Regions from separate parts of the Homo sapiens genome. Here regions 1 and 3 are each linked to region 2. The links are chromatin loops, found by intact Hi-C in ENCODE. Cell type or tissue: endothelial cell of umbilical vein. All regions are shown on one strand.

Region 1 (8,000 bases), 510 kb before region 2:
ATCCTGCTTATATACTTCCTATCCTCAGTTGTGGGATGAACTTAAATGGTCTAGATTCAGCCGGGCGCGGTGGCTCTTGCCTGTAATCCCAACACTTTGGGAGGCCGAGGTGGGGGTGGGGTTATCACCTGAAGTCAGGAGTTCGAGACCAGCCTGGCCAACATGGCAAAACCCCGTGTCTACTAAAAATACAAAAATTAGCCGGGCATGGTGGCGGGTGCCTGTAATCCCAGCTACTCGGGAGGCTGAGGCAGGATAATCACTTGAGCCTGGGAGATGGAGGATGCAGTGAGCCAAGATCACACCACTGTACTCCAGACTGGGCGACAAGATGGAAACTCTGTCTCAAAAAAAAAAAAAAGTTTTATTTCTGTACAGCATATAATGCTGTTTGAAAGCATTACAAGTGTTGCTAAATTAGACATCTCCAAGGCATATCAAGTGAAAAAAGCAGAATGTAAAATAGTGTGTATAATGTTATATTTTACATAAGTAGAAAGGAAAAGTAAAATGTATTATGTATATTTGCACCTATTGCACAAAGAACACTAAGGAGAATACATAGGAAACTAAGAAGAATTGTCATATATAGGAGGTAGTGCTGAGAACTGAGCAGATGTGGGTTATGAGGAAGAAGAAAATCTTCACTTTTAGTTACTGTTTATGTGAATGTATTAACTTTTCATATATATGCATATCTATATCCTTAATTTTTAATGGATCCTAAGAAGCTCCCTCTTTTTTTTCATTCTTACTGTGTTGATGTTGAAAATTATTGTCCCTCATTTTGAAACCATATTTCATCTTACACTGCACTGAAGAGAGGAAGATAACCCAGGATAGATAGTAGGAAGTGTGGGTGGGTTAACAATTTCTTGTTTTGTTAGTTTTTCTATTACTTCCTTAACAAACTACCACAAATTTAATAGCTTAAAACAACATCCATTCATTATCACACAGTTCTGTGCGTTATAAGTCTGGCAGGGTGTCATCAAACTAATACCAAAACGTCAGCAGGCCCGGCCATGTTCCTCATGGAGGCTCTAGGGGAGAATTCGTTTTCAAACTCACTCAGGTTGTCAGTAGCATTCAGTTCCCTGCAGCTGTAGGACTGAGATAACGGTTTACAGGTTGTTCACAGTTTCTAGCAGATGCCTGAGTTCTCTGGCTGGTGGCTCCCTTCGTTTTCAAAGTCAGCAACTACCTGTGGAATCCTTCTTATACTTAAATCTGTATATATCATCTAATATACAATGGACTAAGTAGTAGGTACTCTTCATTAATTTATTCTAAAGAAATCTTTTTCAGTCGCTGACTTTGAGCTACTTACTGTTTTTGACGTGAAAAATCACAGCACTGAGCAAAACAGAGGGAGCCCCTTCCCTTTGTGATTCGCCCACTATGTCCTTGGCGCTGTTTTTGAGCCATTATTTACCTCATTATTTATCAATATTGTTAATGTCATTTTCATAGCAACCCATGTTTTAAAATAAGAGAAGGGTAAAAATATGTTGGGAGGATGAAGAGTGAAGGAAGAAATGTAAATGAGACACGTGCCAGGCACACGGGGACCCAGTGACCAGACTCCAAGAAAGCGCAGGACAGGGCTGGGCGCGGTGGCTCACGCCTGTAATCCCAGCACTTTGGGAGGCCGAGGCGGGCGGATCACGAGGTCAGGAGATCGAGACCATCCCGGCTAAAACGGTGAAACCCCGTCTCTACTAAAAATACAAAAAATTAGCCGGGCGTAGTGGCGGGCGCCTGTAGTCCCAGCTACTTGGGAGGCTGAGGCAGGAGAATGGCGTGAACCCGGGAGGCGGAGCTTGCAGTGAGCCGAGATTGCGCCACTGCACTCCAGCCTGGGCGACAGAGCGAGACTCCGTCTCAAAAAAAAAAAAAAAAAAGAAAAAGAAAAAAAGAAAAAAAAAAAGAAAGCGCAGGACAGAAAGAGCGAGGTGCTAAGACTTAGAGTGGACCCAGAGGCTCTGGCCCTCCTGTCTCCCACCACGCACTCCATTTTTGTCACATTTCAAACCTATCGCTTTTACGATATATGTTCAAAAATTGTTTAATGAACTGTAAATGGCTTGGTAAGGGCCGCATCGTAAATGGCTTGGTATGGGCCACATCGAGAACAGCTGTCAAATATAAGCCTAAGGCTAACCACGGATCTATTTTAACACTGAGCAGTTGTGGCTGAGTGTCTGGAGCTTGGCAGAAAGCAACGTCACAAGTCTGGCTTTTTCCCACGTAGACTGAACCCTCGCCCTCAAAGCTACAAACACAACAATTTAACCAACTGAGTGATCAACTAGGAGAAGAATCAATATGATCTCTTTCAAAAGCTTAAAATATGTCAAAATAGTATTATCTCAGAAAGTTTTTTTTTCCCAAAATAATACAAGACATTATCGAATTCTTATTTAACCCTTTTCTAAAATCACCCACCCACCTCATTGAATTTCCTTTAAAAAATCTTCATCCTGGCCGGGCGCGATGGCTCATGCCTGTAATCTCAGCACTTTGGGAGGCCAAGGCAGGCGGATCACCTGAGGTCAGGAGTTCAAGACTAGCCTGGCCAACATGGTGAAACTCCGTCTCTACTGAAAATACAAAAATTACCCAGGCATCGTGGCACACGCCTGTAATCCCAGCTACTTGGGAGGCTGAGGCAGAAGAATTGCTTAAACCTGGGAGGCGGAGGTTGCAGCGAGCCAAGATCGCGCCGCTGCACTCCAGCCTGGGCGTCAGAGCAAGACTCTGTCTCAAAAACAAACAAAACAAACAAATAAGAAAAACCTTTTCATCCTAACTCGTATATTATTTCTTCAAAAGAATAAAAAACGTGCAAATCTAATGCTTGTCTAGCTATTGCGACCACATTTACAAATGGATAGGCAGCGCTCCGGAGTTGGATGTAAGACGGTAGTATACAATCCAGGTGTGGTCGATTTAAGAAAAAAAAAAAAGAAAAAAGAAAAAAATTCCTGTCTAGCTAGTGCAACTACATTTATAAATGGATAGGCGAGGCTACGGAGTTCGATGTAAAACCGAAGTTTACAAGCGAGGTGTGGTCGGTGTAAAATAAAAACGAAAAAGAAGAAAAAAAAAAAAAACAAACCCACGGAAGTGGCCCGTACGGGGATCGAACCCGCGACCTTGGCGTTATTAGCACCACGCTCTAACCAACTGAGCTAACCGGCCTCCTTGGTGGGAGGGTCTTTTCTTATGTTTATTTAAATCATACCTGATCCATGCCCGCTGAATTTTTTTTTTTTTGTAATAGAAGCGTTACTTTCCCTTTTATTAATAAAATATATTTTTTTTTAAGAAAAGGAGAATTCCTCACTGTAGGCACAGGAAAACCATGCTGTTTCAGGGAAAACAATCTCAAACCACTGATTCTGACTGGAGAAAACTCAGATTCAACGACCCCAAGCAGGGCTTCCTTCCCCTCACCAGGTGAAGGACTCAGAACAAACCAAAAAGCAGCTCCAAGCTTGCGATCGCGGCCAGTTCCTCACGGAACCAACCGCAGAGCCGCCGCAGGTTCGCAGGATCGGAGGGTTCGGAGGACTCGGAGGGTGCGGATTCCTCTCTGCTCCTTGAGACCATTCCAGCCAGGTGGGCTCTTAGGCCTGGGAACCTGGGAAAGTGCACTGTCTCGCCTCCTGGCCTCGCGGTGGTTCCGCAGTCACCAGGACCCGAAATTCACAGCTGTGCGTCCTAAGCTTGCAGCTCCACAAACGATAAAATCAGACTTGGCCCTGCAGTGCCGGGCACCGGGCCCTTGGTGATGCTCGAGTGCCGGGCTGGCATCGGCGTAAATGAAAGGACCAGCGGGACGGCTCCTTTCAAGAGTCTCTGACTCCTTCCGTCCCGGGAAGACCAAGACACCCACATCTAAGACAAGGGAAGTCACCATTATCTACACCAATGATAAACGCCGGTATCTGGGAGGAACTGAGCCCAGGACCGGGTCAGGCAACTCAGAGTGTTGGGACAACTAAGTCCCTCTTCAAAGACTCAACTTTCTTGTCATAAGTTGCAAAAGTTGTACGTCAATCCTGCCTGCCCCCCGCCCCCCACCACACACATACACTCCTTTTTTTCGCAAATCCAGGGTTTACCCTATTTGCCAAAGTTTAAGTCTTAGCCAATCGGGATCAGCTTAGATTGTGCGGTCCAACCCCAGCCAATAGGGGAAGGACACAGAAACAGGAACTGCGTTAGGATTAAAAACTCCTTACCTCCTTTGTTTGGTGTGCTCTTGCAATTGTAACAGGCAAGGAGCACCCTTCTGCAGAAGTAAAGATGCCTTGCTGAGGAATTTTCTAAGTGAGGGTTTCTTTTGGCTACACCAAGCACTTGTTTCCAGTAAATCTTAGGGACTCGTCCGGGATCCCATTCTCCTTCGGGAGGGGCTAGCGATTATCTTTCATGGGGAGACGCGTCCCATTGCCTCGTGGTGGCCCCAGGAGCGGAGGATCGAGTCCCGCCCGAAGTGACGAATAAATCCGGACTCTCAGCAACGCGGACAGTAGGGAGGATCCTTAAGAATTCTGTGAGACCAGCTTGGTCAATACGGTGAAACTCCGTTTCTACTAAAAATACAAAAATTAACCGGGCGTGGTGGTGCGCGCCCTTAGTCCCAGCTACTTGGGAGGCTGAGGCAGGAAAATCACTTGAACCCGGGAGGCAGAAGTTGCAGTAAGCCGAGATCATGCCACTGCACTCCAGCCTAGGCAACAGAGCGAGACTCCGTCTCAAAAAAAAAAAAAAAAAGAATTCCATGGCGACCACAGGTAACTCTGTGCACAGACCAAGGTAAGAAACGTTGCTATTGGGGCGGCAAAGCCTTCCTTGGTGGTTGGGGTCTCTGGAGTTTTAAAGTGTGTGAGTGAGACATACCACTGGGCGCAAGGCGAGTGCGGAGTCCGGACTTGGTTCCGTGGTCACCTCATACGGCTTAGGGCGGTTTTCCAATCAGGGGATTCCACCTACCCGCCAATGCTAAGAGGTGCCTAAAATTCCCGCAAGGGAAGCAGCCAATAAGGACGAAGTGAGTGCTCACGAGAGTGCAAGAAACCTCCAGTGGAAAAAGGGGAGGTTGAGCCTCTAAGACACGGGAGTGCAAGAGATCTCTAATATTATATATTAAGCCTCACCAACCTCCAGGATGGGAAATAACCCCAAGTAAGACAGAGACTCTAAAAGGCCAAGCAGACAATAAAATTTCCCTCACAGTCCCCTAGGCCTAATGTTAAAATACTGGAAGGATAATGAAAGGACCAAACACAAGAAAAGACAGCAAATGATAAAGTACTGCTGTTTTATTTGGACTAAGGAACCCATCCTCAGACCTTCGGTCTTTTGGCCAAAGTTTGGGTGGGACGAGGACTGGATATGCCAACTCCTGATCCAGTATGTCAATGATAAAAGCCCAGTTTCTCAAGAGGAGATAGATTATGCTCTATGTTGGAGACAAGGACCTGTCCTTCTCTATCCCTTAAAGGACGAAAAAGCAAAGCCAAACTCAAAACCCCCCAAAGACGACCTAGCTAAGTCATATTCTATATCCAAAGATGCACGGGATCCTCTAGACCACCTTCCCCTGCCTACCTCTCCGCCCCGACTGAACAACAGCCCTTCCCGCACCTACCCCTCTGCCCCAAGCTAAAACTCCGTCCCTCCCCCATATAACCCTGCCCCATGGGCCTTGACACCACACACCCCCGTTGGACAGCCACTCGAACATGCCCCTCCCTTAGGAAAGCTCCAGTGGCAAATAGAACAATGCCAAAGGGATATTCAAAACTTTCCTTTCCTCTCTTCAAAGAAGTCTGCCCCAACCTTTTTTCCCTTGAGGGAAGTACCACTAGGAGGAGGGGATATTGGCTTCGTAAATGCCCCCCTTAGCTAGTGAAGAAGTTAGAAATCTAAAAAGGAGACTCAAACCACTGTTAGATGACCCTTTTGGAGTCTCAGATCAAATTGACCAATTTATGGGGCCACAACTGTATACCTGGGCTGAATTGATGTCTATTCTAGGTATTCTCTTCTTAGGAGAGGAAAGAACCATGATCTGCAAGGCTGCTATGATAGCCTGGGAGCGCAAGCACCCCCCTCGTCAGAATGTCCTTGCAGCAGAGCATAAATTCCCGGCCCAGGACCCTCAATGGGATAACAACAGTGCGGCTCACCGGGAAAACATGAGAGATAGGGATATGATAATTAAAGGGATTCAGGAATCAGTTCCTCCAACCCAAAACATTTCCCAAGCATTTAATGTACAGCAAGAGAAAGATGAAGGGCCCATGGAATTCTTAAACAGACTTAAGGAACAGATAAGAAAATACGCAGGTTTGGACATAGAGGACCCACTAGGACAAAGGATGTTAAAGCTCCACTTTGTCACCAATAGTTGGCCAGACACTATAAAGAAATTATAAAAGATAGAAAATTAGAAAGACTGTCCCATAGAGGAACTTTAAAGAGAGGTCCAAAAGGTATATGTACGGAGGGATGAGGAAAGGCAGAAGCAAAAGGCAAAAATTATGCTGTCCACCCTACAACAGGGAACTTTTCAACAGGCATCCCAGGGAAATAGAACTTGTAAACCTTCTGAGTACCAGGCTGCCAGACCCTATACAGGAAGCAAAGGGACGAAACCTGAGAATCAGGGAACCAGGAGGGGGAGAAGGAAAAACAGATGTTTCAGATGTGGAAAGCCAGGACATTTTAAGAGGAAATGTCCCGAATGGGAGAGGGAAAAGAAAGTCCTTTCACTCATGACATTTGAAGAACAGTGGGCTCAGGGGCTCTACGTCTTCCATCTTGAGTCCCACCAAGAGCCCTTGATAAATTTAACGGTGGGACCCAAATTGGAAATAGTCACTTTCCTGGTCAATTCGGGAGCAGCTGGCTCCTGCCTATGTTTTCTCCCATCAGATTTATCCTGTTCAGCCGAAGACCTTACTGTCTCAGGAGTTAAAGGGGAAGGATTCAGAGCAAAAATTCTAGAGGAAACCGAAGTCAAATATAAGAATAAGTCGGTTGCTACTAAGTTCTTCTTAATTCCTGAAGCAGGAACTAATTTATTAGGAAGGGACTTAATGTTAAGGTTAGGCACAGGCCTATATGTTAATCAAGGAAAACTCCTTACTTCCTTAAACGTACTCACCACTTCAGAAGAAAGCCGCATCCATCCCAACGTATGGTCGAAAGAAGGGAATCGAGGATGGGTTCCTCCAATCCATGTCAAATTAAAAACTCCTGGGGAAATAGTGAAACAAAAACAATACCCTATTCCCTTGGAAGCCAGGATAGGTTTATAACCTATAATTGAAAGCCTTGTCCACGAAAACAATACCCTATTCCCTTGGAAGCCAGGATAGGTTTAAAACCAGGATAGTTTTAAAACCTGTAATTGAAAGACTTGAACCCTGTATGTCCCCTTATAACACTCCAATATTGCCTGTAAGGAAGTCAGACGGGTCATACCAGCTAGTGCAAGACCTCTGGGCTATTTACCAAATAGTTCAGACCATCCACCCTGTTGTTCCCAATCCTTACACCATTTTCAGTAGAATCCCGCATAACCACCAATGGTTCACGGTGACAGATTTAAATGATGCCTTTTGGGCTTGCCCTTTAGCAGAGGACAGCTGGGACAAATTTGCCTTTGAGTGAGAGGACCCTCACTCCGGTCGATGGACAGTCTTGCCCCAAGGTTTACAGAGTCCCCAAATCTATTTGGTCATATTTTAGAGCAAGTCCTAGAAAACTTCTCCCTGCCTTCATCCATATGCCTACTCAAATACGTAGATGTCCTGCTCATTTCAGGAGATAACAAGGATCAAGTAACAGCAATTTCAGTTAACTTCCTAAATTTCCTAAGGGGACAAGGATTACGGGTCTCAAAGAACAACATCCAATTCATAGAATCTGAGGTAAAATATCTAGGACACCTAATCAGTAAAGGTGAACGAAAGATAGGA
Region 2 (8,000 bases):
TCCCAGCTATTGGGAAGGCTGACGCAGGAGAATCGCTTGAATGGGGGAGGCGGATTTTGCAGTGAGCCGAGACCGCCACTGCATTCCAGCCTGGGGTACAGAGTGAGACTCCGTCTCAAAAAAATAAATAAATAAAATAAAGTAAAGTTTATTTATGCTCAATGTCAGGATTTAACACCTGGACGTGAAGAAGAAAGAACCACATAGTTAGCTTAAGCCAACACAAGGCTTACATTAAGAGCACACACACACATACACACACACACACACACACACACACACACACAGAGCTGTCCATTTGAGGATCCTAGGAAAAGTGGCATTTTGCCCTTGAAGAAGGAAAGTCTTTTTGAATAAAGAATATGTACCTGTATATGTGAGTAAAGATTGACATATAGTTGATAAGTCTTAGAATACCCAAAGAAACAGAGCAGATAAGACAGAAACACCTTACTCTTTACGTTTGGTGTTTTTCTCAGATCTTTTATGTGAAAATCTGCCTAGAAAAGCCTTCAGATATTAAAATGCATTTTTCATTCGCCTCTAGTCTATTGTTAATAGTTTATCAGTTTTGTCATGAATAATTCTTTAAGATGATATCACAGTCTCTTCTTTTCAGAAACTGTGGTGATATCCTAAGTCCAGAATCATTCAAAGAGGAAGAATAGCTATTACAGTAATCAATTTAAAGTTTAAGGCCGGGCGCGGTGGCTCACGCCTGTAATCCCAGCACTTTGGAAGCCCGAGGTGGGCAGATCAACCGAGGTTGGGAGTTCGAGACTAGCCTGACCAACATGGAGAAACCCCAAAATTAGCCAGGCGTGGTGGCGCATGCCTGTAATCCTAGCTACTCAGGAGGCTGAGGCAGGAGAATCGCTTGAACCCGGGAGGCGGAGGTTGCGGCGAGCCGAGATGGCGCCGTTGCACTCCAGCCTGGGCAACAAGAACCAAACTCCCGTCTCAAAAAAAAAATTAGAAAAGCCATTAGTGGTCTATTGTAAAAAAGTTTTTGAGTGCCATCTGTATTCCAGTTGCGTTCAGGGTTTTTTTTTTGTCTGTTTTTTTGAAACGGGGTCTCTCTGTCGCCCAACCTGGAGTGCAGTGGCGCCATCTCGTCACACTGCAAGCTTCGCCTCCCGGGTTCAAGCGATTCTCCTGCCTCAATCTCCGGAGTGGCTGGGATTATAGGGGCCTGCCACCAAGCCCGGCTAACTGTTGTATTTTTAGTAGAGGCGGGGTTTTGCCATATTGGCTAGGGTGGTCTGGAACTCCTGACCTCAGGTGATCCGCAAGCCTCGGCCTCCCAAAGTGCTGGGATTAAAGGCGACAGCCACCTCGCCCGGCCAAAAGGGCCTATTTCTAAAGCTGTTGAATCTGCATCACTTGCTCTCGAACGGTAGGACAAAGGAGCAAACCTCAGCTATGCTAGGCTACCTAGCCTTACAATAGGACAAATATTGTGTCTTAAAGTTATCATGAATTAGGAATGCTTGCCATGAAACTGTTGGCATTTCCCGCTTCTCGCCTAATGTACCTCCTGTTTTCTAGCAAGGCTTTTAAAAGCCTGAGTATTACAGCATTTATTGGGTGTAAATTCAGTTGCACCGGGTGAAATTACAAAATGTGTAAGGTACAGAAATCAAGGCCCCGCTGGGATTCGAACCCAGGATCTCCTGTTTACTAGACAGGCGCTTTAACCAGCTAAGCCACGGAGCCACAGCCGAGAAAGCCCTCGATCGTATACTACTTGAAAACTATTTCACACTTCCGTAATTTGCAACAATCCCAGCAACTAGTTTGTTAGGTGACTTCACAACAAAAATAGACATTCAGGTCTCAGTGAAAACCAAATAATTTTATTTTGAAAGGATTAATTCATAGGCTGGATTGAAATGACTATTTCCCCTTGAAAAGTTGTCCCGGCCCGGCGCGGTGGCTCACACCTGTAATCCGAGCATTTTGGGAGGCTGAGGCGGGCGGATCACCTGAGGTCAGGAGTTCCAGAACAGACTGGCCAACATGGCGAAACCCCGTCTCTACTAAAAGTACAAAAATTTGCCGGCGTGGTGGCGGGCGCCTGTAATCCCAGCTACTCAGGAGGCTGAGGCAAGAGAATCGCTTGAACCTGGGAGGTGGAGGTTGCAGTGAGCCGAGATCATGCCACTGCACTCCCACTCCAGGCTGGGCGACAAGAGCGAGACTCTGTCTAAAAAAAAAAAAAAAAAGAAAGAAAAAGAAAAAAATAAAAGAAAAGAAAAGTTGTTCCAACATGGATACCGCTAGACTCACTATAGGCTCTGGTGGCCAGGTAGGGACTTTTGCTGAACCTCAAAGGAAAAATGAATTGACTCTTTATTAACCGTCATTTTGTTTTAACCACACCTGTTCTCTTCTCTGTTAGTGTGGAGAAGCAGGGGTTATTGGTGGAAGATTAGCACATGTCTGACACGTGGTTGCTGTAGGAAAAGAACTATGAGGATATGTGGTGCATCTATCAGATCCCCCCCTCCTATCGCTTCTCGGCCGTTTGGCTAAGATCAAGTGTAGATTCACCACCCGGGCCCCCCACGCCCAGGTGGTGGCACTCATTCCTCAACTACAGGAATATTAACTACTGATGGCTCATGTCTGGGTCCGACTCTGGAACCTACCTTCAGTGGAAGGGAAGTCACTTGCTCCAAGTCACACCCCACCACTGGAGCAGCTCAAATCCCATGACTGTTGATGGAGGAATATATAGGTCTGCCCTTCCCGCCTCCCCACTATAATTAAGGACATTTGTGAAGGACCATTCCAGATTTATATACACCTGTGAGATGGGCTGGACGTATGTTGCGCCTGTATTGAATTCAGCTTCTGTCTTTTCTCAGTCCTGCTCACCTCACCCTCTCACAGATGCTGATTTTGAGAGCGTCCCCAATGAACTTCCCGCACACAAATCGCCATCTCAGTGTCTGTTTCCTAGGGAACTGACCGATGACAAAAAGCAAGTGACTGATGCCTACGGTGGTCTCTTGAGGTCAAAGTAAGTCTAAATGTGGCCCAGTCTTTCAGGAATCATTTACCATAACAAGTGTCCTAGTAAAACAACAATGATAATAATAATCTGTGCCACAAACTTTGAGCATTTTCACTACAGAACAAAACAAACGAAGACATCTACTAGTTGATTAAAAAGATGTACAGGCCGGGCACGGTGGCTCACGCCTGTAATCGCGGCACTTTGGGAGGCCGAGGCGGGCGGATCACTTGAGATCAGGAGTTCAAGACCAGCCTGGCCAACATGAAACACTGTCTCTACTAAAAATACAAAAATTAGCCTGGCGTGGCGGCTCGCACTTGTAATCCTAGCTACTCGGGAGGCTGAGGAACGAAAATCGCTTGACCCGGGAGGCGGAGTTTGCAGTGAGCCAAGATCACACCACTGCAATCTAGCCTGGGCAACAGAGCGACACTCTGTCAAAAAATAAATTAATTAAATAAACAAAAATAAAATAGGGCCGGGCACGGTGGCTCACGCCTGTAATCCCAGCACTTTGGGAGGCCGAGAAGGGTGGATCACGAGGTCAGGAAATCGAAACCATCCTGACAAACACGGTGAAACCCAGTCTGTACTAAAAATACAAAAAATTAGCCGGGCATGGTGGCGGGCGCCTGTAGTCCCAGCTACTCCGGAGGCTGAGGCAGGAGAATGGCGTGAACCTGGGAGGCGGAGCTTGCAGTGGGCCAAGATCGCACCACCGCACTTCAGCCTGGGCGACAGAGCGAGACTCCGTCTCAAAAAAAAAAAAAAAAAAAAAAAAAAAAGTGCAACTTTAGTGAAAGGAGCTGAAGGACACGAAAATGTGATTTATTATTTATGATGTTAAACTAATTTTAATTTTTCATATTCAAAGAGTTGAAATGTAAAGTTAGAAAATAAATGGCAAATTTGTCTAGTCAAAGGATATGATTCTCATTTCTAAGGCGAAGACATGAATATAAAGCATTAAACACATATACTAATAGTGCATATCCAAGATAAGACTTTACAATTTATATATATAAATAAGTGTATGCATATACGTCTAAATAGAGGGGGAGGGCATAAGGAGGGCATTTAAAATGTACATAGGCCAATTAACTTTTGAAAATATTACTACCCTTAACTAACAGAAACAGTCGTGGTAGGAAGAGGGGGAAAGTAGAAACTTGTCAAAAAACAGACAGTAAATCATGAATTAGCTGCTCCAGTGGCCCCTTCCTGGGTTGTCACCTGCCAGCAAGAGCATCAGGCTCCGTCTGGAAGCGGGGCACCTCTCAGGGGCAAATGTTTCACGCCTGCTTCCTCTGAGTTGTCGAATCCGGGCCTCGCCTCCTCCTCCCTTTTCAGATCATAGGATTTCTCTCCCCCGCAAATAATGGCCCTTACTTCGTAAACACGCTGGCTCCGTAATCCCTATTATTGTTTTGGGGGTTTGGTTCTGTCCAGGGAGGAGGTGAGGGCAGATGCTCAAGAGAGGCTGTCCCCACCGTCCTTTTGTCTCAGCGAACCGCAGTCCGCGCCCGAGCGCCACTAGCTGTCCTGGGACGGGAACTGCAGCGGCAAGTGTGTGACTTTCTTGAGCCCGGAGCCACAGGCCTGGGAAGCGCCGCTGAGACTTCAGGGTCGTAGTGACAGAGGAACCACCCGAGGCTAGGCGGGGAGAGGGTGCAGTTTCCGGATCCCGAAGGCTTCGAGAAGAGCCGACCTGTCTGGAAGGGTCTCCAAGAACAGAGAGGACTCTGCAACCATCACTCGGGAGCCGCGTCCTTTCATCCTTGAGACAGCTCCGTGGTCCAACGGTTCCCCGATCCGCTGGCCGAGATCTCAAGCTTGGATGCAACTTCGGATTCGCCCCAGGCAGGAGGAAGGAAGCCCCGATTGGAAACGTTGACTTGAATCTTCTCGGATCAGAATTAGCAGGTTAAGAAAAACTGTTTCCCCGTAAGAAGCAGGGTTCTTTGGTGTTCAATGTGGAGCTCCGCCACTCCCAGCCCGGGTGAAGGAAAACTGGGAAACAGAATGAATGTGATTATCTATTCGAAGATAAATTTCCACAAAGCATGCCGTTTGATAGTAGCTTATAATGTGGAAGTAAGGCATCCTGTCATCCGGCCGGTTAGCTCAGTTGGTTAGAGCGTGGTGCTAATAACGCCAAGGTCGCGGGTTCGATCCCCGTACTGGCCAAGTATTCTCTGTGGCTTTTATCACCAGAATGGATAGTAACCCAGACATCGATCTAAACGTGTACCTGTGTGTTTCTCCAGGCTTAACTTTGCCCCGAGAAAACGGATCTGTGAATTTGGTGCGCCCTCGCTTACTCGACAGCGGTTAATTTGAACGGGGACGTTTCTTTCCGCTGCCTCCAAGGCATACCCACATCCTACCCGTAAAACAAAGGGGCTATAGGCACCTTACAGTGACAGAGGTACGTTACGGTTGGAGGCTTTTGTGATTTTTGTCCTCCTCTGCCCCGGGGAAATTTTCTTGGAGTAAAATACTGAATTATTTGATTACTTCCAAAAAAAAAAAAAAAAACGCATGTAAAACCACCCACCGTTTGTATCACTCATGCTGGGTCATTCCGTTTTCTTCATTTCAGTCTAAGAGAAAACAAGATTATAAAGTGAGAAAGAAAAATTTTCAAAAACTTCAACGATAACAATGACAAAGATCTTTGTTTTATATACTCTGAACGCTTATTCCAATGTGAACAGGATACATACCTTTAAAAATATTTTTCTAATTTAAGAGTTTTTTAAAAAATAAATAACACCTTATTATTATACAAAGAAACATTTTAAAGACAATTTAAAAAGATATAGTAAAAAGTTCTCTTTTCTTTCTTTCTTTTTTTTTTTTTTTTTTTTTTTTTTTTTTTTGAGACAGAGTCTTGCTCTGTAGCCCAGGCTGGAGTGCAGTGGGCCGATCTTGGCTCACTGCAGCCCCTGTCTCCCAGGTTCAAGCTATTCTCCTGCCTCAGCCTCCCGAGTAGCTGGGATTATAGGCGTGCAGCACCATGTCTGGCTAATTTTTGTATTTTTAGTAGAGACGGGGTTTCGCCATGTTGGCCAGACTGGTCTCGAACTCCTAAGCTCAGGCGATCCACCCACCTCGGCCTCACAAAGTGCTGGGATTACAGGCGTGAGCCACGCTGCCTGGCCTTTCCTTCCATTTTTATTCTTCATCAGCTCAATTCTCACCACCACCTACTATAGGTAAACTCTGTCCTTAATTTCTCATATATCCCTACTGGGTTTCTTTATTTAAATACTGCATTTATATTGATTATTTTTTCTTCTTTTTCACACAAAAGAGAGCTTAGTTATTTACTCGTTGTTCTGCATTTACACTTTTTCTTAATGTATCTTAGATGTTTTAAATTGCACTTTTCAACTTTGTACACTGTTAAAAGCAGAGCTTATTTGGGAGGCCTAGGCGGGTGGATCACGAGGTCAGGAGATAAAGACCATCCAGCCAACATGGTGAAACCCTGTCTCTACTAAAAATACAAAAATTAACCGGGTGTGGCAGCACGCGCCTGTAGTCCCAGCTACTCGGGAGGCTGAGGCAGGAGAATTGCTTGAACCAGGGAGGCCGAGGCTCCAGTGAGCCAAGATCATGCCACTGCATTCCAGCCTAGGCGACAGAGCGAGACTCCATCTGAAAAAAAAAAAAAATCAGCTTATTTTCAAATGAGTTGATCCTACTAGCCAGGAATTGAATATAGATACTTCTTGTCCACTGTACAAAGTACAGGCTTTTTCATCGTAGGAAAGAGGGTGGTGAAGACGATACCCTTAATTTTCTCTTATAAGGTGAACAAAGCACTTTCTTTCCTAGACCATATGATCATCAAAGAGGTTTGAATATGGGCTCCCAAGCTGTACAATAATCAAAGGAAATTATATATAATTTCAACAAACATTTATTGATCTCTCACTCTTCGGTGTGGCAATCCGCTGTCTCTAGTGAAAAGATATGAAGGAAATAATGTTAAGTAACAAACTAGAGTACAAAAATATGTGTGTGCATGAATATTATATATGTATATATGTGTGTGTGTGCATATGTGTGTGTGTGTGTGTGTGTATATATATATATAGATATAGATATAGATTTTTTTTAGACACTGTAGCTCTATTGCCCAGGCTGGAGTGCAGTGGCATGATCTTGGCCAACTGCAACTGTGCCCAGCTGAAAGCCACTCCATCTTGGATGGTAACCCACCATATTGACTTCTGATTAACCCCAGTTCTGGGAATGCCTCTAAGATTTCTACTTTGAGGTACAATAAATCCTGCAATTAGGTGAAAACAACCTTGGTGTTATTGTAACCACATACTTACCATACACAAATCCTGCCCTTAGGCTAGGCGCGGTATGTCATGCCTATAATCCCAACACTTTGGGAGGCCGAGGTGGGCAGATTACTTGAGGTCCAGAGTTTGAGACCTGCCTGGCCAACATGGTGAAATGCCATCTCTACCAAAAACACAAAAATTAGTTGGGCATGGTGGGGCGTGCCTATAGTCCCAGCTACTCCAGAGGCTGAGGAAAGAGAATCGCTTGACCTGGGAGGCAGAGGTTGCAGTGAGCCAAGATCTGGCCATTCCAGCCTGGGCGACAGAAGGAGACCGTCTCAAAAGAAAAGAAAAAAAAAAATCCTGCCCTTAGGCAAATTCCCTGTGGTTCATAAGCCCTGGGTTTGGCTGGTGACAATGTGGGGATCCATCATCTTGTCTTGCTACCACTCAAGACATGGCTTCTGTTATTAAATGTTTCTTTCTGAGAAACTGAATTTGTCAGCCTCTTTCTTTGGCCTCTCAGCTTCCTCAGCCTTTAGGAGTAGACTTGTATAGACCTGCTCACGGTGGAATAAGACTGAAAGCAAACGACATCAGATTCTAACAGCTTTCAGAGGTAATGGTGGTGGGCAAGAGAAAGATACTCTTTCTGCATCAGACGTCTCATCAGC
Region 3 (8,000 bases), 180 kb before region 2:
GAAAAGAGAAGGAGGGAAGGAGGGATGGAAAGAAGGGAGGGAGGGAGAGAGAGAGAAAGAAAGGTCGGAGGGAGGGAAGGAAGGGAGGGAGAGAGAGAAAGAAAGGTCAGAGGGAGGGAAGGAAGGGAGGGAGGGAGAGAGAGAGAGAAAGAGAGAGAGAAAGGGAGAGAGGAAGGAAGGAAGAGAGGGAGGGAGGGACAAGCCAGGTTGGTGGCTGGCGGGTGACTGCAGTCCCAGCTACTCAGGAGGCTGAGGTGGGAAGAATGCTTGAGCTGGAGAAGTGGAGGCTGCAGCAAGCAGAAATCGTGCCACTACACCCCAGCTGCTCCCCAGCCTGGGTGACAGAGCCAGACCCTTAAAAAAAAAAAAAGTGTCAATCAATCATCTATAGTTTCACCTTAACAAACGAGAAAAATAAGAGTAAATTAAATTCAAAGTAAGTGGAAGAGAACAAATATTAAAGAGCAAAAGAGAATGAAATAGAAAAACAATAGAGAAGATCAATGAAATCTAAAAACCAGTGCTTTGAAAAGATGAATAATATTGATAAATCTCCAGTCGGACTGCTCAGAAAATAAATGTAGCAGGAAAGAAACAGGGGACATTTACCTAGATTATACAAAAAATAAAAGAATATTTTGGATAATATGCCAATTAATTTGACAAATTAGATGAAATATATCAATTTCTCAAAAGGTAGAAACTACTAAAACCCACTCAAGAAATAATCTGAATTGTAATATAACTGTTAAAAATATAATTTATAATTAAAAACCTCTCTAAAAGAAAAATCCAGGCCTAGATGGCTTCATTGGTGGAGTCTACCAAACCTTTAAAGAGGAAATAATATCATGTGTACATAAACTTTTCCAGAAACTGGAAAAGTAGAGAACACTTTCCTACTCATTTTATGAATTGAATATTAGTTGATATCAAAACTTGGGAGGGATGAAGGGAAACAAAGAATATAAATGTATTTATTTCTACTGAACTGTACACTTAAAAATGGTAAAGATGGTAAATTAAACATATATATTTTACCTCAATAAAATAAGCTACCATAAAAAATAAAAAATGAAATAGCCCTACCTCAGCAAAAACAAAGTGAACAAACACCAGATCACAGTTTGAGAAAAAAAAAAATTACAAACCAATGTTCCTCATGAAAATAGGTGTAAATATTCTTAACAAATGTTAGCGAATTGAATCAGCAATTTTTAAAAAGGGTGATATGCTGCGACCAAGTGGGATTTATCCTTTGAATGCTGAGAGGACTGTGCCTTTCTTTTCTTAAAGGTGTCATTTTCCATCTCTATAAGGAAAGAGTAATTGATACAGAGTAAGATGCTTTGATTTCAATACTCAGTAGCCCTGTGAATGTACAAAGTTCTCTTATCCGGACATTTTTCTTATTGTAAAAGTGGGTGGCAGCACCTCATGGAACTGTTCTGAGAGTTACATGAGATCCTGAATGTGAAGGCATTTTCTAAAATGTGAAATTTAGAATAGTTAGATAGTAGCATTATTTTTACTGGTTCAATATCAATGCCATACCACTCCTTATTTCTTCAAACAGATAACAAGGTATTACAATCATCTTGTAGTCTTAAGGAAGAGTGGGAACACTTCAAGTAAAAATACAAATAAATACATATACTTTGCTTGAAAATTTGAAAGAGAGAAGAGCTAAAAGAAGAAAACGATGAGGAGCTATGATTCAACACCTCAGATAAATTAGTATTAACTTTTTTGTTTTTACACAACCAGTTTTTAAATGCGTAAGTATGCAATGGCATATTTTAGCCTGTTTTTCCATTTTTAATTTTCCAATTATATAATTAATGCAGTCTGTTTTTCCATTTTTAATTTTCCAATTATATAAATAATGCAGATTGTTTTTATGACAAATGTAAAGAATACAAAAGTAATCGAAATTGATATTTTAATCTCTCACTTACATTCCATTTTGCTCTTTTGTTAGATTGGTGAGCGTCCCTTCGGATGTTTTTAATGGACTTTAATTTGGGGGTTCATTCGATATAAATAGAACTATTTATGTTCGCTATTTTGTGGATTAAAGTTTACACACATTTCCAAGTAAAACGATAAGAATCTAATTCTTTAACAGCTGCATAGTACCCTGTGATAGGAATGCATCACACCATTCCCTTACTAGTTAGCATATTTACATGCTATATACAAACAATGCCACAGTGGACATCCTTGCATCGTAACTATGTAAATCATGTAAATCACCAGCTGTTTCTGCCCATTTTCCACTTTGATCAAAGTGCTGATTTCCCACAAGTTATGCAATCTTCCAAAGTGTCCAGGGCTATCGGAAGACAGGCTGTTCAAAGGCAATAGATAAGTGGGGGCCGTAAGTTAGGGTCTCAGTCCACTTGTTAATTAGCAAAGTTTAGTTCCAGTTGCAGAGACTCCACTGCCAGAGCTCAGACCACAGCCTACTTCCGGGCGCCGACGGGAGCTCGCTCACTGTTTACTAACGTGAAGTTTGTATTCTTTGTTTGGAACGCTGATGATGCTCATCCTCACGCGGGAGTACTCTCATTCCAGTGCTCTTGTCCAGGTGGCACAGGAGGTTGGCTTTTTTTGCTTTTTTTTTTTTAACCAAACTCTCGTTGTACCTGAAAGTTTGCGTTCAACTCACAAAGCCCATTTTCTTGTACCTAGATAGTAATTATCCTGATTTGCATTTTCTCATGTCTATACCGTGAAAAAAAACGTTGTGATTCTGTGTAGTCGTGGCCGAGTGGTTAAGGCGATGGACTAGAAATCCATTGGGGTCTCCCCGCGCAGGTTCGAATCCTGCCGACTACGAGTTCGAGGTTTTAGATAATTAACAACAGAAAATTTAGAAGAAAGAAATTTAAGCCAACTCACGTGTTGCGAACTGAATTTGTTTGGTACTTCCCCGATCCTGAAACCCCACAACAATGGAGGGTGGAAGTTACTGAATACCTACTATTTTCATAAGATTATGGGTACCTTAATTAGCAGATACCTAGTCATTTTCCCGTTAGCGGTACCTTTGTACGGTTCTTGGGGACGCCTCTCGTTTCCCTGCCTTCCAAACCCTCCTGAAGCCTATACCTGTTACAAGTCTTGATAGTGCTTTCCTCTTCATGGAAATTTAGTCCTAGTCAGAGGTCCAAGTCTTTGGTCAATTATCAGTTTCTGTGGAATCAATGGTTCAACTGCTTTGGTCACCCGGTCTCGCTGGTTGCAAATGACTAGAAACACTGTCAGAGATCTCGACACCACCACAATCGAAAGACCAGGCTGTCCTGACAGACCCCGTCGTTTTGGCTTAGGCGGCAGATTAAAGTGTAAATTCGCCAAGTATAATCAATTTAGTAGAATACAAACTTACAGACTTAAAAAAGTGGGCAAGAATACTTAAGTTTATTAGAGGTAGTCAAAACTCGCTGACGCAGAGTTCTTCCTCGTTAGTATAGTGGTGAGTATCCCCGCCTGTCACGCGGGAGACCGGGGTTCGATTCCCCGACGGGGAGAAAAGTTGCTTTTTGCATCTTCTGCCCACTGATGGCCCCTACCTGGCTCTGAGAGCAGAGCTGCGGTGGGACCCCTCTGCCATTCCTCCTTAACTGCCAATGGACCCTCTCGACTTTCCTCACTCCTAAGACCGCTGCTCTGATCAGAGAAACATTCCAGTCAATTCTGAAACCTCAAAGTCACAGTTACTTTAAGGCCCATAGGAGAATCTAGGTTTAAATGACACAAAATGTACTCATTAAAAGTTAACGAGAATACAGTTGTCTAGCATCTGCCTCTTATTTGCATGGTCAGAAAGCTCATGTAAATGTTCAAGTCCTCCATCCTTCTAGACATCAAATCTTGGAATGAAGATATCGACAAGGCCCAGCTGGGGGCTCGTGTATGCCCCAGCTGCAATGGCTGACCTGGGCAACTCCAAACTATAGAATCCACAAGATGTCGATCAAATGTATGAGGGAAGATGACAAAGTGGCCACAGACTTTTGAGGAGATTCCCAAGTTTCAGGAGCACATGAGGAATGTCAACACTGCTGCTTTCAACAATATCTGAAGCTTCAGGCAATGTGTTAGTGAATGTATGTCAGATTTAAAATAAAAATTGAGCTACCTGAAATGGGGGGGGGGTTACTTAAAAAGCCATAGCAATCAGGACAATGTGATACTTGCTCAGGGGGTGTAAATTGGCTCAATCACTTGCGAGAATGACTTAGCATTATATATTAAATCTTGAATGTATACATGTACTGTGACTCTGTAATTCCACCCATAAGTATATCTCTCCAACAAAAATATTTATTTATATTCACTGAAATACATGTACAAGAATATTCATGGCAGCACTAGTTATAATAGCCAAACTGGAAACAATACAAATGCCTCTGTGGAGGAATTGGACTTTAAGAAGTGCCTTGACATCAGGGGCTGATTTCAAAGAGTGGAGATAGTGGAAAGTTGCCTGTCAGAGCAAGAGCAAGGGCATTTAGGGGTTGCTAAGACAGAGGAAACTCAGAATAAAAGTGGGCAAGAGGGGTGAGAACATTCCTATATTTGGCACCCTGCTAGCTTCTCTTTTGTTCCATTCCTTCAATCTCCTGGCCTTTCTCCTCTCTTCCGTTTTCTTGTTTTTCCACATCTTTTCGTCTTCTCCCTCGACCTTTTCTTCCCAACTTTATTCTGTATGAGAACCAAAGTACTGAGTGTCTGAAGTTACACTGTTTCCTGAATCTACTGTAAAGCCCAGATAAGTGTTCTTGGTCTTTGAATGTGCTGGAGAAGATAGGAAGAATAGACTGGGGCCAGAGAACTTCACCTTGAATTTTTCTAAGCTGTAAGATGAAGACATTTAACAAAATCAATAGAATAAAAATAATAAGGGCTTGGCAGCCAGAGGCTAGCTTTAACATCCACTTCCTGTGGTTTAATAAACCTTTCCCATTCTTGGGCTCTCGAATTTTTAGGCCGAGAAGATACAGTGTGTGTGGTACTGTCTACAAACCAACGAATTTATATTGAAGCTACAATCACAATCATTGTTATTGCTGCAAAACAGGTAATGCCTTGTTGCTGTTGAATGACAGTCCCTAAACTTGGGCTAACAAAACACTTAATACACTATAGGCAAAATCTTCACACACCAGACAAGCAACTTAGACTTATCTACAGAGAAAACTCGATGGAGTCTGACTTCGATTCTCAGAGCTTGTAGGTGAGGAAAAGAGAATTGCCTTCCTCAAATCAGGATTAACGTTAGGTGGTGTTTACACCACAGCAATAGATTCTCTCTTACTCGAGACACGGTTGTCTCGGATGTTGGAGGAGGAGGAAAGTAATGGACTCAGAGAAAGAGGTAAACTACAACGCAGGGTTAATAATGATGATGACAGCTAGAATGCAGAGTTCAACGCAGTGTTACCAAAGGAGATGACACAATTGTAATCCAGGAGACTCAGTTGCCTTTGGGGTGCAATTAGAAGGAAACTATTTGGGAGAAGTCAGGCTAAAACCAAACCGTAGCCGACAGGATTCGAACCTGCGCGGGGAAACCCCAATGGATTTCAAGTCCATCGCCTTAACCACTCGGCCACGACTACGCACCTGTGTAGTGCTCTTGGTTTAAGCTTTTGAAGATGTGAGCAGTGTGCCATTCTTGGGTAGTATGGTAAGTAGATACTACAGTAAAAGATGTTTTGGTGCCTGGTTACTAAGTCTAGTAACAAAGAATTTTCTAGGTGCATTAAGAGCTTCCAGCTTTTAGATGAAATAAGTCATCCATACTGAATTGGAATTCAGTTGAGAAAAGTGGAGTTCAAAGGAGCATTCTGAGACAAGAGACTTGGATTTTCTCTCCCCCTAGAACTCCACTTGCTAGTCACGGTTGATGCACCTGTTCACAGGTATTTGTGAGAAACCAGCAGAAAGGGAGTTTGGAGCTGAGGGTCTGATCCTAGTAGCTTCACAGCCTCAAATGACAATAGCACAGGAAACCTGCTAGAGGAAATTTGAAGGAATTATGACCTTGGAGTCATTTGCTTTTGCTTTCAGTATTGAATACTAAACCAGAAATATCTTCAACAGCTTTGAACTGCTTTGTCCTTTCTCTGGCTTAAAGAATTCGTTGAAACCCAATTTGAGCAGGGGTGCAGGATGAGAAGGGGCAGGGAAGACCTAGCCCTCGTGGACCCTCTGAAGAAAAAGTTGATGGGAAGGTCTCCATCCTCTCAGGAAAACTCACTCCTTTTCACCTTCCCCAGGGAGGGAAGCAGGCAGTCCCAGGAGCCAGGGGAATATGGAGAAGCTTAGATAACATGTTTTCCAAAATTTTGCAGCTTGAGAACATTGTCTGTCCCTCCTAACGTAAAAGAGCTTGTGAATGCCACATTAAATCTAGCTATATTAATACCTTTTTACCCCCTAGGATTAAAGACTGTTGGTTCAGGAAAACACTGCAGAACCAGGCTTTTATTGTTTATTCTTTAATGGGGAATCTCAGGGATTACAGCTTTGAGTTCTGGGAATTGAAATGCTTGGCCAAAGTACCACCAAGTAGATTCAGACAGACTTTCAGATACAAACGAGAGAATCTCTTTTACACCTGAGACCCTCGAACTCTCTTGCAGATACAGTTTTCCCACATGCATTTTCGTTTAGGGCAGACAAAAAGGCAGTTGCTCCTGAAGTGAATTGCATTGTGTTGCCCAGAAAGATATGTTGAAATCCTAACCTGTGGTACCTGTGAGTGTGACCTATTTGAAAACAGTCTTCGCTGATTTAATCAAGTTAAGAGAAGATCATGCTGGATTCAGGTAGGCTCTAAATCCAGTAATCCAGTGACTGCTGTCCTTATAGGAAGTGAGAAATTTAGAGACACAGACACATAGTCACTAGTTCAAAAGCTATGTTGAGAGGGAGGCAGAGACTGGAGTGATGCAATTACAAACCAAGAATGCCAAGGATTTTCTTCAACCATCAGGAGCAAGGAAAGAGGTCTCAGATTTTCCCTCAGAGCACCTAGAAAACAACCAACCCGGCCAAAATCTTAAGAATAAATCTGTCTTTTTAAGTTACCCAGTTTATAGTAATTTGTTAGGGCAGTCTTAGGAAACTAATCAGCTCCCTTACCCATGTTCTTGGAACAAGATCCTTGCTGTTGCTGCCTTAGCACTTCTCCATTCCACCAGGAAGCTCGTGCAAATGGTGACTCACTTCTTTTTTTCTTTTTCCTTGAGATGGAGTCTTGCTCTGTCGCCAGGCTTGGAGTGCAGTGGCAGGACCTTGGCTCACTGCAACCTCCAACTCCCTGGTTCAAGAGATTCTCCTGCCTCAGCCTCTCGAGTAGCTGGGATTACAGGTATGCACCACCATGTCCAGCTATTTTTTTTTCTGTATTTTTAGTTTCATCATGTTGGCCAGATGGTCTTGAACTCCTGACCTTGTGATCTGCCTGCCTCGGCCTTCCAAAGTGCTGGGATAACAGGTGTGAGCCACCGCGCCCAGCTGACTCACTTCATTTTGAAGAAAACTCACTTAGCGAAACAATCCAAACTAAAAGAAATCATTTATGTTCAAAGACACTTAGGATATTTTGTTATAATAATGAAATAATTAAAATAACAAACATTTCCAACAATGGGAGGGAAGATGATTACATAATATAGGTTATATCTACCTGGAAAAATGCTACAAAGCCAATAAAAACGATGTTTTGCAACTCTTACTAGTGGATAACAAAAATAAATAAATAAATAACAGTATTTTCGAAAAGATTGTGATAGTTCAGGCAAGAAGCATGTGATATAATGTTAAATGAAAAGAGGAGAATTTTTTAAATGCATATATTGTATAACCTCAAGTAAAATTTTTGCATTATACGTATTTGGGAGGTGTGGGAGAATACACCAATGCATTACCATTTGTGTCTGGGTTGTAGGATCATAATGGGTTTTTTTCTTTGTTTTTCTACT

What was found. A loop is a pair of places that touch in the nucleus more often than their neighbours do. Peaks named below come from ENCODE experiments on the same cell type or tissue, not always from the same donor. Only the 100,000 strongest peaks of a DNase experiment are listed, where the experiment ranks them.
Region 1: a loop joins it to region 2, with 7 times the contacts of the local background. A loop is called at or near these places in 29 of 110 quality-filtered maps.
Region 3: it touches region 2 in a loop (3.0-fold over the local background); 27 of 110 quality-filtered maps call a loop at or near these places.

What each region holds. Positions count from the first base shown.
Region 1 is chr6:27,174,085-27,182,084 of GRCh38, forward strand. It overlaps TRI-AAT5-2 (tRNA-Ile (anticodon AAT) 5-2), which reads right to left and starts at 3,204; the gene lies at 3,131-3,204. RefSeq lists a cis regulatory region at 3,043-4,120, a silencer at 3,110-3,259 and enhancers at 3,462-3,661, 3,852-3,951, 4,302-4,361. In endothelial cell of umbilical vein, a CTCF peak has its summit at 3,783; DNase peaks (open chromatin) are centred at 3,077, 3,237, 3,897 and 4,037; H3K4me3 peaks cover 2,045 bases; H3K27ac peaks cover 1,156 bases; H3K27me3 peaks cover 832 bases.
Region 2 is chr6:27,683,053-27,691,052 of GRCh38, forward strand. TRT-AGT2-2 (tRNA-Thr (anticodon AGT) 2-2) reads right to left here and starts at 1,716; the gene lies at 1,643-1,716. TRI-AAT2-1 (tRNA-Ile (anticodon AAT) 2-1) reads left to right here and starts at 5,136; the gene lies at 5,136-5,209. RefSeq lists silencers at 1,599-1,738, 5,103-5,382, a cis regulatory region at 4,222-5,610 and an enhancer at 4,863-4,942. In endothelial cell of umbilical vein, a CTCF peak has its summit at 4,562; DNase peaks (open chromatin) are centred at 1,599, 4,569 and 5,179; H3K4me3 peaks cover 805 bases.
Region 3 is chr6:27,500,280-27,508,279 of GRCh38, forward strand. It overlaps TRS-AGA2-4 (tRNA-Ser (anticodon AGA) 2-4), which reads left to right and starts at 2,760; the gene lies at 2,760-2,841. TRD-GTC2-7 (tRNA-Asp (anticodon GTC) 2-7) reads left to right here and starts at 3,465; the gene lies at 3,465-3,536. TRS-TGA4-1 (tRNA-Ser (anticodon TGA) 4-1) reads right to left here and starts at 5,630; the gene lies at 5,549-5,630. RefSeq lists enhancers at 2,171-2,450, 2,631-2,680, 5,363-5,442 and silencers at 3,481-3,600, 5,553-5,984, 5,563-5,622. In endothelial cell of umbilical vein, no CTCF peak of the experiment used is centred here; DNase peaks (open chromatin) are centred at 2,932 and 3,442; H3K4me3 peaks cover 1,086 bases; H3K27ac peaks cover 648 bases; H3K27me3 peaks cover 270 bases.